3 separate regions of the Homo sapiens genome follow, and all the other regions are linked to region 2. The links are chromatin loops, found by intact Hi-C in ENCODE. Cell type or tissue: PC-3. All regions are shown on one strand. Links, peaks and the distances in the headings refer to the core of each region. The heading gives the core; the rest is flanking DNA.

Region 1 (4,782 bases), core at 413-4,412, 100 kb before region 2:
TTAAATATATCATTGCATTGTCTTCCAGCTTTGAAATTTTTTGTTGAATATTTAGACCTCATTCTTATTGTTCTTTTGAAGCTAATATTCTGTTCTGCACTGGCTGTTTCTGCGAGTTCTCTTTGTTTTCTTAAGCAGTTTTACCATGATGTATTTAGGTGTGATCTGCTTTTTATTTATCTTGATTTCGTGTTTGATGTTTCATTCATTTTGGAGAATTTTTGGCCCCTATTTCTTCAGATATTGCTTCTGCCACATTTCCTTTTCTCCTTCTATAATTTGTATTACACACACACACACACACACAGACATATGTATATATGTCATACACTATTTGTGCTTTTTTTACTATCCGGTTTTAAAAAATGTACTTCAGTGTAGGCATTTTCAGTTTGCTTATTTTCTGCTTTGCTTTGTCTAATCTGCCATTGGGTTCATCAATTGGATTATTTCACTTAGCAATAATTGTGTACTCATTGGCTATGATACTGCCACTGTGCAAAGCTATCAATTGGATTCTTAATTTTAGTTATAGAATACTTTTAAGTTCTAGATTTTCCATTTGAGTCCCCTTATAAACAGATTCTACATCTCTATTTAAATATTCATGCTTAAAAAATTTTAAAAACATATTAATCTTAATAATTTTAAAGTCCTTGTCTGATAACTTCATTGTTAGAATTGCTTGTGGTTCTATTTCTGTTGACTGATTTTCTCTTCGGTTTTATGTCATTTGGTACTGTTTTTTCAGTAAGCCCAGTAATTTGTGACTTACTGCCAAACATTGTGCATCAAAAATTGTTGAGGCTGTCCATGATTTTTTCTTCTTTTTCCCTGCTGGCTGGGAGCTGGAATACCAGTGGATTACCTTGACACTTTCAAGGGCTTATTTTAGGCTTTGTTTGGGTAGGTTTATTGCAGTCTTACCTTTGTTCTTAGAGATGGCTCTTATTGCTAACCTGCAGTGCCTCACATCTCAATGAAAGTCCAAGTATTTATCAAGTGTACTTTACCTTAGTAGAATTTGACCACCAAACTCTGACTTCCCCCAAACATACAGGTGATAAAATCTCTGCTTAGCTTTTTAGTTTCCCAGCTGCCAGCTTAGGAATTGGCCAACAACTTGGGGGAAATTTTTACTCATATTTTTGGGTTCACTCTTCTGTGCTTACCTACTCCCAGGAATTTTGTCCCAGCTGCTTTGGCTGATTTTACCATTTTCTCTTCATCTCTAGTTCCCCATGGTGGAATTTTGAACAGTGCTCCCAAGGAAATAGTTGAAGTGAATGTGTAGATTACCTTCAGTGCTTTTCTTCTCTCAAGGATCATAGATTCTTAAGTCCTACCTGTGCCAGTTGTTCTTGAATAGCTTCAAAATTTTGTTCAAACAATTGTGTATATTTTTTCATTCAGCTTTTAGAGGTGGCTTTTGTGGGATGGTTATTCTGATAAAAGGTACTCCATCCTTAGTTTTTTAATCGTGTAGTCTTGCTACCTTGCAAACATGTCCTGTTTATCTTATCTTTAACCAAACATTGGTAGTGTATTCTTTTTCAAACATGTGCTAGTCTTGGCTGTTTGATTCTAAAGTTTATATGGGAAAATGTTTTATCAATTTCCCATAAAAACCTTATTGTGTTTATCTAATATAAAAAGTAGAGGAAGAAATGGTGTCTTTAAAATATGCCTTTCCACTTAGGAATGTGGAATATTTTCTGAATTTTTTCCTGTTACCCTTTTACAAATATTAGTAAAACAGCTCAGATATGAACAATATCTTTATGGTCATAATAATATAAATAGCAACTGTTGACTTAATGAAAAATTTTGTATATAATATTTGGACAAAGGTGGAAGAGAATGGAAGTCGTGCAAAATAGCTAGAGTTTCATCTACCGCAGGAATTCTATAATATTCAAACTTGATAAGTGAAAAGTAGTAGTGTAAATATACTTAGAAAAATGAAGGTAAATACCAGAAGAATCAGCTCTAAGAGTTTAAAATATTGGCTGCAGAGGAGCAAAATTGCGAGGTGGGACAAAGGATTGCTATTTTTATTACTGATTACTACTCTTTTATTTAAGAAAAGTGATGTATGTGTATTATCCTTAAAATAAAAATTATGGAAAACAGATAGCTTTTTAGTTAATAGACTTTCTAGAGCAGTTTTAAGTTCCCAATAAAATTGATCGGAAAGTGCATAGTTCCCATACACCCTGTGTTCTCCATTTTCCCCCCACTATCATTCTTCTCCACCAGAGTGGTAGATTTATTACAATCAGTAAACCTGCAATGAAACATCATTATCACCCAAAGTCTAGAGTTTATATTAGCCTGCACTCTTGGTGTTGTATGTTCTATGATTTTTGACAAGTATATAATAATATGCATCTACCATTTATAGCATCATACATAATATTTTCACTGCTTTAAAAAATCTTCTGTGCTCTGCTTATTCATAACTCCCTCCTCACTAACCCCTGACAACCACTGATCTTTTTACTGTTTCTATAATTTTGTCTTTACCAGAATGTTATATAGTTGGACTTATATAGTATATAGGTGTTTCACGTGGGCTTTTTTCACCTATAGTATACATTTAAGATTTCTCCATATCTTTTCATGGCTTGATAGCTAATTTCTTTTCAGGGCTGTATAATATTCCATTATCTAGATGTAACAGTTTATGTATCCATTCACCTACTGAAGGACATCTTGGTTGCTTCTAAATTTTGGCAATTATAAATAAAGCTGCTATAAATATCCGTGTACAGGTTTTTGTGTAGACGTGTTTTCAATTCTTTTGGACAAATACACAATTGTTGTATCATATAGTGAAATCTTAGTTTTGTAAGAGGCTGCCACACTGTCTTCCAAAGTGGTTATACCATTTTGCATTCCCTCCAACAATGAATGAAAGTTCCTGTTGCTTCACATCCTTGCCAGCATTTACCATTTCTAATAAGTATGTAGTAGTGTCTTATTGGTGTTTTAATTTGTAGCCCCTGAATGATGTATGAGGGTGAGTGTATTTTCCTATGCTTATTTGCCATTGGTATATATTTTCTGGTGGGTTATCTATTCAAACATTCTGCCCATTTTTAATTGGGTTTTTCATTTCCTTACTGTTGAGTTTTAAGAGTTGTCTGTATACTTTAGAAAACAATCGTTTATCAGATATATCTTTCACAGATATTTCCTCTCAGTCTGTGGCATGTCTTATGGTTCTCTTGACAGTGTGTTTTGCAGAGCAGATGTTTTTAATTTAATGCAGTCCAATTTATTATTTATTTCATGGATTGTGCCTTTGGTGAAATGTTTATTTTTTTCATAATTTTTTGTATATTTTTATGTTATCCAGCCCCAAAATGTCAAAAATATTTCTAAGTGTTTCATTTTGGGGGGTGCTAATGTAAGTGGTATTCTATTTTAAATTTCAAATTTATTGCTGGTCTATTTTAGTTTTATTGTTGGTATATAGGAAGGCAGTTGACTTTTGAATACTAACCTTGTACTCTGCACCCTTGCCATAGTCACTTGCAAATTGTTAAAAAAAAAACAATAAAATATTTCTCTAATTACATTTTTCTATTGGATCAAATGATACATATTAATTGCTAATATTAAACTATTCTTGAATTCTTGAGGTAAACCTTATTTGGTTATGTGTGGTGATTCTCCAAGTTTGCTACACTTTGCTGTCTTCATTAAAAAATTAGGTAGCTTTTCTTTTATATGCCTTATAGTAAATTATTACATGTAATGTAGTATCTGAGCCCTCAAAGTTTGGAGTAGCTCTTTGTCCCTGTCTTTTTGTTTGCTTAGCAACCTGCCCTTTTCCTTAAGTATAGCATGGATCACAATGAGTGGGGGGAATGTCTCCCATGATCCATACAATTGTCATATCAAAGTATATTTCAAACTGTTGCAATTACCCATTTTCTTAATCTGTTTATGTTGCTATAACTAAATACTTGAGACTGAGTAATTTATAAAGAAAAGACATTTATTTCTCACAGTTCTGGAGGTTGGGATATCCAAGATCAAGGCACTGGTATCTGGTGTCTGGTGTCTGGTGAAGGCCTTCTTGCTGCATCCTCACATGGCAGAAGGTGGAAGGGCAAGAGAGCAAATTCACTGAGTGAGCTCACTATGTGAAGCCTCTTTTGTAAGTGTCTTAGTCCTATTCAGGAAGGAGGAGCCCTCATGGCCTAATCACCTCTTAAAGTCCCCACCTCTTAATACTACCACTTTGGCAACACCTGGATTTTGAAGGAGACACAGTCAAACCATAGCCCCCATTTTCTTTTCTCTTTCATTTGCTAGTTTCTAAGCTTTGTAGAGGCAGCAGCATGTCTGTCTTGGTTACTACTGTAACATCAGAGCCAGTATACCGCATAGCATGTAGAAGGTACTCAGAGAATATATGAGAATAAATGAATAACAGCTTCTCCTTCTAGTAATGTATTGGCTTTTCCTTTAAGACCAAGTATAGGTACTTTGACACTTTAAAATTAGGTGTCCTTTTTGCTTTTAAGAGATGAAGTTTTATGTACCTGAAGCTATTAGTTATATTTTTATTTTCAACTACTTTTTTGCCTGCTTGATCTTTCAGAGACTTAAAATGTTTTTTTAATGCATGTCTTAAATGTTTTTTATACATTTCAATGCTGTGTGTCTCCGCAAAATTGTTTATGATGCTGATGTCTTCATTGCGAATTTTGTCTTTTATCCTTTGTAAAACTAACTTCTCTGTCATTTAATGCTCTTTGCCTTAAATTT
Region 2 (4,782 bases), core at 422-4,421:
TAAAAGTGGCTAGAACCATCCTCCAAAATTGATACTGAAAACATTTTAAATAGCTAAACAGCTTTCAGGGAGATAATTGTCAAACTGATACCAGCTGTGAAGGCTTTTCAGCATTTTAACAACCCATGTGGGTATTTTTTAAGAGCAATAAACTAAATGGCTAAGTGTGTTGCCCACGGAGGAGCTGAGACTCAAATCTAGAACTCCTGGGAATTTTCTCTGTATTTTCAGGATCTGATACATTCAGTATATTAGGCTAATTGGTTGATGATAGCCAGACAGTCTTTATGAACCTTGGAATCATTTGATATGATTTTTTTGGTCTTGATCTGTCAAATAAAAATATCTTTCCTGGAGGTACACTTGGGATCCAGAACTATAAGTTTATTTGTCATTTGGTTCTCTAATCTGCCACCTGCCTTCCCTTGTATTACTCATTAAAAGATTCTTAATTGGTCATAAATGCTGTAGATATTGCATTACATTGGAAGATAAAATGAGCAGACATTTTAAAAAGATACATATAAGAAAGTCATGTTTGCTCATGATGAAGTTACTCATCTCATTTTCTAGCCTTTTCTCACTGTCACCTACACTATAGTAATTCATTAGAGCTTGTTAAAAAAATTAGAGACCTGCCCAGCTATCATGCTAATAATAGCCATTGATGCTTCTCAATGTGAACCCAGGAAAAGTGACTTCATTCTTCACTATTTAGTTAAAATGCAGTCTGGCTTTGTTCATGAGGCTAAAGCATCTAAGCCAGTGTAGGGAAGCAATAGCAACAACAACAACAATCAATCAAACCAATTGCCTGGCATTCTATTGATATGGCAATCAGCTGATTGACTGAATGTTCTGCTCTTAACTTGTTGCCATAGTGCTACTACTACACCTGCTGAATGCTGCAACCTAGAGGCTCTCAAAATGCAATCCCCAGACTGGCAGCATCAGCATCACCTGGAAATTTGTTAGAAATGCAAATTCACTGCTGCTAGCCCAGATCTACTGGATTAGAAACTCTGGGGGTGGGACCCAGCAATTTGATTTAACATACCCTCCAGATAATTCTGATGCTCACTAACATTTGAAAACTACCATTACATCAATTAGTGAAACAGTTTAAAAAAAAAGTACAAGTAATTGTCACACGGGATAACCCAAAGCTTCACCTAATTATTTGATTAAATCCTTAAAAAATATACCAAAGAAAATGCAGTTTACTAAAAAACAGCCCCTGAGAAACCTGGTTTCAGTGATGCTTTCTTTGTTCTCTCTACAATCAGCTTTGTTCTTCTTTCCTAAACTTTTGAAATCATTGAAAACTCTATATAAGCTGAGTTTGCTTACTGAATTCAGGGACTGTGTAGGTATAGTAGTAGCAACTATTGTCTTTGCTTCAGTTCACTTGTGAATTATCATGACATATTCATTTCTTTTAAGATCAGATACACCACTGTTTTAAAATTCTTCATTCCCTTAACAAAACATAACAACTATAACTTAAGGCTTTCTTGGGTTAATAATCCACAGTGATGTCAGTGGAAAACTGGAATGCTTGGGAATGATTTTGTAGCTTTTCTTACTGACTGAGGAAAATCATTTAGCTACAAAAAGTTGCGGGAAGCTTTTGTAGCTTAGATGCACTGAGTTGGAGGACAAACTAGAAAAAGCAAATTCTTGAACACATTTAAAATATTTAAGCTTAGAAAAATTTAAGATTTTAGAGGAAAACCATCAAATGTCTTGCTGTAGATTTATTTAACTAACACATACATTATTCATTCTTTTGTGAACTAAATGGTTTCAACACATAGAAATATTTGAGGATGTGTATTAAGGGTAAAATAAATTATGTTTAAATATGAAGTTTCTTTCTGGCCTGGTCCCCCGAGGTTGAATGAGAATTGAACTGGACTCAATTTGTTTTCTAAATTCATTCAGTGCTTTCTCTAGAAGCTGCTTGTCTTTAGCTTTCAAAGTAGATCTTGCCTCCTTTTTGTGATATGAGTGCCACCTAGAGTACACTCTGAGAACTCCCTTAAGCACTATCGTTAAACTAAACGATAACTGAAAATTGGCTTTTGGAACTCCGTCCTTCCTTAAGCAAGTAAGAACCTCAGTAGCAATCGTATTTTAAAGGAGAAAACAAAGGTCTTCACTTTCAGTATTATGACAAGGTCAAGTTTGCAAGTCAGAACGTTACCTAAATCTTTCATTTACTTAGAACACCATTAAACCATGTGTTAGGACGATGGCTACACCATAATCATATCATAGAGTGTTTTGTCTACAGATACACCATTATTTCTTTAAAGTGTAATTGGGCTGCCAACTATTTTATGCCAGTTTGATTAACCTAGTGACACTAAATGATCTCTCTGTATTAGGCAGTTTAACTAAAAGAATGATGAAAAATTTCTTTTCTCCTCCCATTACATTCCATTTCAAATTTGGGTGTGTTTTGACATTAAATGGCATGAAATAAAATAGTATATTGGTATTTGACTTCTGAGGGGCTGCATAAGGAAATAAACATGAGTATCCTATCTAGAACATCTGTTTTGGGTCTGAATGGTGGTATTTTCCTGCCTGCAGGCTTTTCAATCCAGGGCAGTTGTCACTGCTTCACCACGTTGAAGGGAGAATACCAATTTCCAGGATCACCAGTTTATTTTTATAGATAAAAGTTATATTATAAGATACTATTTGCCACAATAAAATCTAACCTTTCCCCAATTATTTTATTTGTTTAGCTTATCCAACAAAAGTATTAACATATACATTAACAACGTCGAAAGTAGCCTACTTTAAGAGAAAATATGCAGAAGAAGAAGATTTACATCAAGATTACCATGGGTATTTTCCAAAAGTAAGGGTTTACTTATTATTATTTGTTCATTTTCATGAATGTTGTCAACATAAAAAGCTGTAGTTTTTGTTTTTCTAAATATAGATTTAATGATCATGTTTGCTTTCCAGCACCTGATATTACCTGAGGACAGAACTTGCATTCTCAAACTTTCTCTGGAGAAGCTCAGGTTTCTTGAAGACCCAGAAACCTACTTAAGAAGGTCTGTGTTAATTAACAATTTGCTGAGGAAGATACATCTAGAGACGGAGAAAGAGAGCTATGAATACTTTAAAGAAGCTCCCTGTTATAAGACTGCATATTCTGATACAAGAAAACGGCTGAAGTTTATGGTACAGGAATGCTGTTCTCAGTCTCTCTATTATGAAGAGCTGCATTCGTATCATATTGTGCCTTATGCTTCGGAGAATGCCATTTATGAAATGGGCTACACTAGCAGCCACTTGGAGCAAAATTCTCAGTTGCTTATTTATAAAATGAATTAAAGTAACTGTTAAGTCCATTGATACTTTGTTTCTAAATGCTTGAACTGTTTATAGTGAAGATGTTAATATAAGGCACTCATTACCAGTGCACTTGATATCAAAGATGAGATGCATGCTGAACTGATTGGAGAGAGCAATGGTTATTACTCAGCAGTCCTTAGAATCATCAAATTGAATAGAAAATATGTTCACATATGATAAAGCGGTCAATTAGTGCTTTAGAAGCAAAGATTTTTTTTAAACATAAGATGTGTAGGAAGGGGCCTACGTTAAACAATTACACAGATGAAAAATTTTCTTTTATGCCTTGATTTCCAAATTCTGCCACTCTTACTGGAAAGTAATGAAAGTAACAGATTAAATTGATAATGCCATGTCCCTGAGGATGAAGGGTGGAACACATTTAATTTTCTGTAAATGATATGAGGAAGGGCTGGTTCTTTCTGAAGTGCTTTGACTTGTCAAGCATTGTGCCAAATAATTGACACCATTCTCCTTTTACCATTAGTAGCAATTCGAGATGGGGCAAAGACACTGCAACTAAACTGCTGAATGTAACAACCAGATTACTCCAAACTGATCCATTGTACTATTTTGCGGGGAGGGCTTAGACTTTTCTCTTTAAAAGTGAATTTTAACGAAATAGCCTTGCAGATGGGCTTATCTATAAGTTCTACAGGTTGGTTAAAATTTGTGGTGGGCCTTTAGTTAGCCGTTTACATTTTATTTGTTTTTTTTTATAGGCTGTGAAGCTCAGGAAAAGGGTAGGCAGGTAAAATTTGTTTTTAATGAGTTGATACTTTTTAGAAACCTTATCTGCAAAAATTAATGAGAACAACAAATTCCACATGATGTTATTTCTTCATCTAGCTAAGAGTACATTTAAGGCTGCCTGGATGAAACTTTGCACTGATTTTTGTATAATAGTTGATCATTCACTATTTGACAAATTGTTTCAGAATGCCTTTGGTGGTGAAGTTTAGATAAGTCCCTATGTTTTGCAATTTTACAGATAATTATTTAACAAGTTGGATAGATTCATGAAATTGTTTGAAGTGGTTCATACTGTTCTTTCAGGTTTGAGTGAGATGTCAGATTTCAGTGTCTGAAGTTTTGTCCTATGGAGCATATCATTTAAAGAATTGTCATTAACTGATAAAACAGATTGGAAAAACTAGGTGCCAAAGGTGTATTTAAGAAAATACCAAAGACTCAAAGATGAGTGTTAGGAAGACTATGATAATGAAGATAAGAATCTAAAGTAAGGATTGCATAGGACATAGAAGAACATTGTTAAAGGGGTTTGGAATGATTTGCTTACTAATGTACTTTCAGAACACTTTATACATAATAATGGTAATCAAGGGCACTGCTTTAAATGAAGATACTACAGACCTTTAGGAATCATATGCCTTGGAAAACAAT
Region 3 (4,782 bases), core at 429-4,428, 140 kb before region 2:
TATTAATATTTCTTTCCTTTGTATTGTCTCATTTTTCTGTGTCTAATGATGAAAGCATATTTTGATTATAGGGCAGCTTCACATTTCATTTTATATTAACTGCCTCCCTGAAGTCCAGTGTAAAAAGGCCTGTTGGATTGCTCATGCCCCGGCAGTGACAATATGGCTGTACTGTATCCGTATTTTTGCCAGAAAGAGTCCTGAGTAGTCCCTTTTTATATTTGTTGAGATGCCAACGTTTAGAACACATTTTGGACAAATGCTGTAGAAGATATTTCATTTCAATGACACATATTCCAACCCACATAAGAAATTTGCTCTTAACGGAAAACACCTGTAGACTCCTTTGAATCATGTTAAAGATGAGTTGCAGCCTATTTTATAGTTCTTATTTTGACTCCATGCATTATTCATCTTCCTAAGCTTTCTTATTTATACCAGGTCTATGCAAAATGTCTTTCTCCAAAAGGCATGATAATTGTCATAAAAATAATTAGCTTTATGACTACTCTAGTAAGTCAATAAGAAATAACCAACGTTTTATAGGTGACACAAGAAAGTTAACTGAAAGCTATGAGAAGACACTTGAAATAAACCCATGGTTCTTGACTTTTGCTTGTGACTAACCTATGAGTCTTGGTGAAGAATGAGAAGAGTATATTTTTCCAAGTGATTTCTCCTTCAAGAAATGATGAACATCAGCACACTTTAGTAGATGAACTTGTATACAATTTTGATTTGATGTTTGGTTACCTGGGGACCATATTATTGGAAACATGTTCTTGTCTTTCAGAATGTGTCTGACTTTCTCCAGGAGTTAGTTGATAATCCTTTGAAAATCACACAGGCATACAGGCTTCTGCTTTAGCTTTCACCAAAATAACAGATTTTTAAAGCACAGCTTCTAGAATCTGGTATTTCTTCTTAGGTCGTAACTGTCCCCCAACCCTGCAAGCAACCCCATCAGATAGAAAATGGGGTTGGAAAGATTTAACTAACAACCCTTAAAGGACTATGAGCATTGTTATTCTGGGATGGAATACCTCTTCTCTGTTCACAGTTAGCTTTGGTGAGAACAATCAAAATATTTGATAAAACATATGGCTCAGGAATTTGACAGTTTTTCTTTCTACAGAAACACAACTCTTTAATATTTACTGCTTAGTCATTTCCTATGTACAAAATGATCTTAATTAAAATAGAATTCCAATTAAACCAAGATTTTAAAAAAGTAGCCTTTAAGAATATATTTATTTATGGCTTTTTAAAATCTTTATCAATTGCTACTAATTCTTTCTTAGATTGTCAGTTTATTCTGAGTACTTCAATACTTTGTAAATCTTCCCAGGTCATGTTTGTGATAGAAGCTTGTATGGTAAACACACACACACACATACACACACACCATCTTTTTTTGTTGTCTCATTTTATACTTCCATAGTGATGAGATATCATGAACCATTTCAATTGTAATAATGGGCCTTCTCAGATATGACAAGACCTTAAATGTATTTTTCCTTCTAATCCAGGGAACTGGACTTTTTTTCTGTTTTTCATTTGTGTGTGTGTGTGTGTGTGTGTGTGTGTGTGTTTTCTAAAACACCAGAAGCTACTTTGTCTTCTTGTTAGCTGTAAGAAAGCCACCAAAGAAGTAGGATACAGTATATATCTGGCATTATTATCCTTGGTGTGCTCTACCAATCAAGTTGAAATTTACCTAAGCCCCAAAGATATCTCCATGGTTACCCTGCCAGTGCTGGGCCTCTTTGGCTTTAGGCTGATTTAGCATAAAATGAAAGATCTCTGGCGTTGCTAACTAGGTAGTTTTTCAGATTCTAGCTGTAGGTTTCATTTCTTTTTGAGTATTTTAGAATATAGCAACTGGACACTCTTTTATATAAAGACTGAGATTTGGCTTCTTTCCAATTATTCTGGGATCATCTCACAATGGTTATTGACAAAAAAGTACAGAACTATTCCATGAAAAGGCATCTTGCTTCTGGTTGTATCCGTCCTCAATATTACAATGTTCTGTGGCACACAATGGCAAATTCTTGGATTTAAGAGCAGAAAGGGTGTTAAAAGTCATCTAGTGCGTTAATGCCACTTTAGAGATGAATAAATAGAAAGGAATCAGGTTTACTTAGCTTTAAATGTTTTCACTAATAACTTTGTTCGTTCATTCATTCATTCATTCATTCATTCATTCATTCATTCATGGAACATGGAGAGCCCCTGCCCTGTGTGGATTCTGGAGCTACAAAGTATAAGCACAGCCCTAGCACTTGTGGACTCCCAGTCCATTGGAAGAGGAAGACTGACAAATATCCATTATACCGAGGGAAACGTTATATCATAAAGGCACATTCAAAACACTCTGAGGCCACACCTTTGATTGTAGATGAAGAGTTGACAGAGGAAGCAATAAACATTTCCTCATAAAAAATGAGTATCGGGCAGTTTAGGGAGAGAAGTCATCCTGGGCAAAACAAACAGAAGTCAGGAAAGAGCACAGTCACTTTGGAAAATGCTTAGTGTGTCAGTGAGACTGGCACATAGGACTTTACAGCGAGGAGTGGTAAGGAAAGGCTGAGTTCTCATGGCGCGGCAGCATTATTGCGGACAGCTCAGACAGCTAGGTATTCAGTGAGGACAAAAGGCGGGAGCTCCGTGAGTTGCTGTTGTCCTGAAATTAGTTCCAAGCTGGTTGATAAATAGCCACCGATCTGAAGCCCCTTCCAGTGTCCTTTTGTACCTCTAGACCTCCTCAGACCCAGTGATACAGCAATTAAAGTGTTTACACTTTGCAGGAAGCCTTTAGGATCCCCCCAGCACTAAGCCCAGTTGGATGGTGCTGATAATTATTATTATTGTTTTTTTGAGCACTTCTCCTCTTGTATGCCACAGTACAGAATTTGAACTTTATCCTATAGGGTGGGGCTTGGAAATTCAAATGCATCCAGGGGTCGGGCAGGCTACATAGAAATGAGTGAAGCGAGTGGATTGTAAACAACAGGGAGAGGTGAAGATTATATAGAGTTGGAAACATTCAAATTAATTTTTAAAAAACGCTATATCAACAAACATAAATGAGTAGTGATTTTGACAGCACCAGTGCTCAAACTTTGCAGTTTAAGTAACAGGGAATCATAATGGCTTTTTTTCTTTAAAACTAGGAGAATGATCAAAATTCATTTTTTACAAAATTTGCCATTTTGATGAACTGTCAATTTTTGTAAAAAATGAATTTTTTCATTTTCGTTTTGATGAACAGAGATTATAGAAACCAAGGGGATATGAGGCCAAGAATATGAGCTGTACTAATTTGAAGATTTGGACAAGAAGATGCTGGCTCAAATTCAGAGATTTTGGGTTGCATATGAAAACAAAGTTTTCTACCAAACATCACATATGCTCACTCAAAAGTGGGAGTTGAACAGTGAGAACACATGGACACAGGAAGGGGAACATCACACACCGGGGCCTGTGGGGGTGTGGGGGGCAAGGGGAGGGAGAGCATTAGGACAAATACCTAATGCATGTGGGGCTTAAAACCTAGATCCAGATTGATGGGTGCAGCAAATCACCATGGCACATGTATACCTATGTAACAAACCTGCACGTCTGCACATGTATCCCAGAACTGAAATAAAAAAAATTAAAAAATTCAGAACAACAACAACAAAAAACTCAAAGTTTTTTTGTGTGTAATAGAATGATGGAAGAATTATTAAGGAAAACATGTCATTTCTGGCTTAAAAAGTTTAAGGTACCAAAAAGATGGCCGTGGGAGCTAAAGCCACTGGAATCTCAGAGAGAACCTTGTAAATCTGTGACGCACTGAAGCTTAGTAACTTACACAAAATATTTGCAGAGAAAAAAAAAACCCGAAAAACTTTGAGTGGCGAAATGGGATGTAACAAATGGCAAAAGGATCTTTACTGTTGTTACTATGCAGGGAACTTATGTGATAACATTGTTTAACATCTTTTTAACAGTTCTGGATAGAATTTATCCATCAACTTAACCAATTTACTGAGTACATAATATATGCTAGGTGTTGTTTTTTGCATGATTTTTAATAGGATTTGTTATTGAGAATTCACTATGTGCTCAGCACACTTCTAGGCAATGGGGATAAAATAGAGAACTAAACAGACAATCCCTGCCATCCAGGGAGCCTCCATTCTAGAGCAGGAGACAGGTGTAAACCTCATATAAAATCAGGTTATGGTGAGCAAACAGAATGAATTGAGTCTGGGTAAGAAGAGCATATGAAGCGAACTAGGTATGTAGTATGTGAGGGAACTAGGGTGTGGGGAATGAGATAACTGTACAAAATATGATGAAAGAGAATCTTTGGAGACCAAAAGCTAACGGAGTTTGGAATGGAAGAAGGTAGTGTTGAAGAGAGAAATTCACAATCCCCCATGTTGTGAGTCTAGAGTGATGAACGCTTGTAGCAAAGTGATACACTAGGTTTGGATGAGCTGAATTTGAGATTTTAGTGAGACATCCAAGTCTATCAGTATTTCTCAAACTTCCGTGGGTGTCAGACTCACCTGGAGTACTTGCCAAAAATCCCAAGGTTCAGACTAGGCCCTTTTCCTTCAACCAGCCTGGGCCTTTGTGTTCTTTATTAGCTCACTAGGTGTTTCTGACACACCAGAGTTTGAGAATCATTGGCTTTGACAGCCACAGATACAAGCCTGGAAAGAAAAATTGAGCAAAGGCTGGAGATGTATATTTTGGAGTTTCAAAAAGGTGTTAATTGAAATGTAG

The links. Hi-C counts contacts between places; a loop is a spot of excess contacts. Peaks named below come from ENCODE experiments on the same cell type or tissue, not always from the same donor. Only the 100,000 strongest peaks of a DNase experiment are listed, where the experiment ranks them.
Region 1: it touches region 2 in a loop (4-fold over the local background); 1 of 110 quality-filtered maps calls a loop at or near these places.
Region 3: a loop joins it to region 2, with 4 times the contacts of the local background. A loop is called at or near these places in 1 of 110 quality-filtered maps.

The regions. Positions count from the first base shown.
Region 1 is chr14:62,022,332-62,027,113 of GRCh38, forward strand. All of the region lies in intron 3 of SYT16 (synaptotagmin 16), which reads left to right. Among named protein-coding and RNA genes, the nearest start is that of LINC00644, 120 kb to the right of the region's middle. In PC-3, for the core only: no CTCF peak of the experiment used is centred there; no DNase peak of the experiment used is centred there; H3K4me3 peaks cover 1,186 bases; H3K27ac peaks cover 2,755 bases.
Region 2 is chr14:62,125,041-62,129,822 of GRCh38, forward strand. It overlaps the pseudogene SERTAD4BP. Among named protein-coding and RNA genes, the nearest start is that of LINC00644, 13 kb to the right of the region's middle. In PC-3, for the core only: a CTCF peak has its summit at 2,026 (motif pointing left); a DNase peak (open chromatin) is centred at 2,011; H3K27ac peaks cover 708 bases.
Region 3 is chr14:61,989,773-61,994,554 of GRCh38, forward strand. All of the region lies in intron 2 of SYT16 (synaptotagmin 16), which reads left to right. Among named protein-coding and RNA genes, the nearest start is that of LINC00644, 150 kb to the right of the region's middle. In PC-3, for the core only: no CTCF peak of the experiment used is centred there; a DNase peak (open chromatin) is centred at 2,499; H3K4me3 peaks cover 1,599 bases; H3K27ac peaks cover 3,527 bases.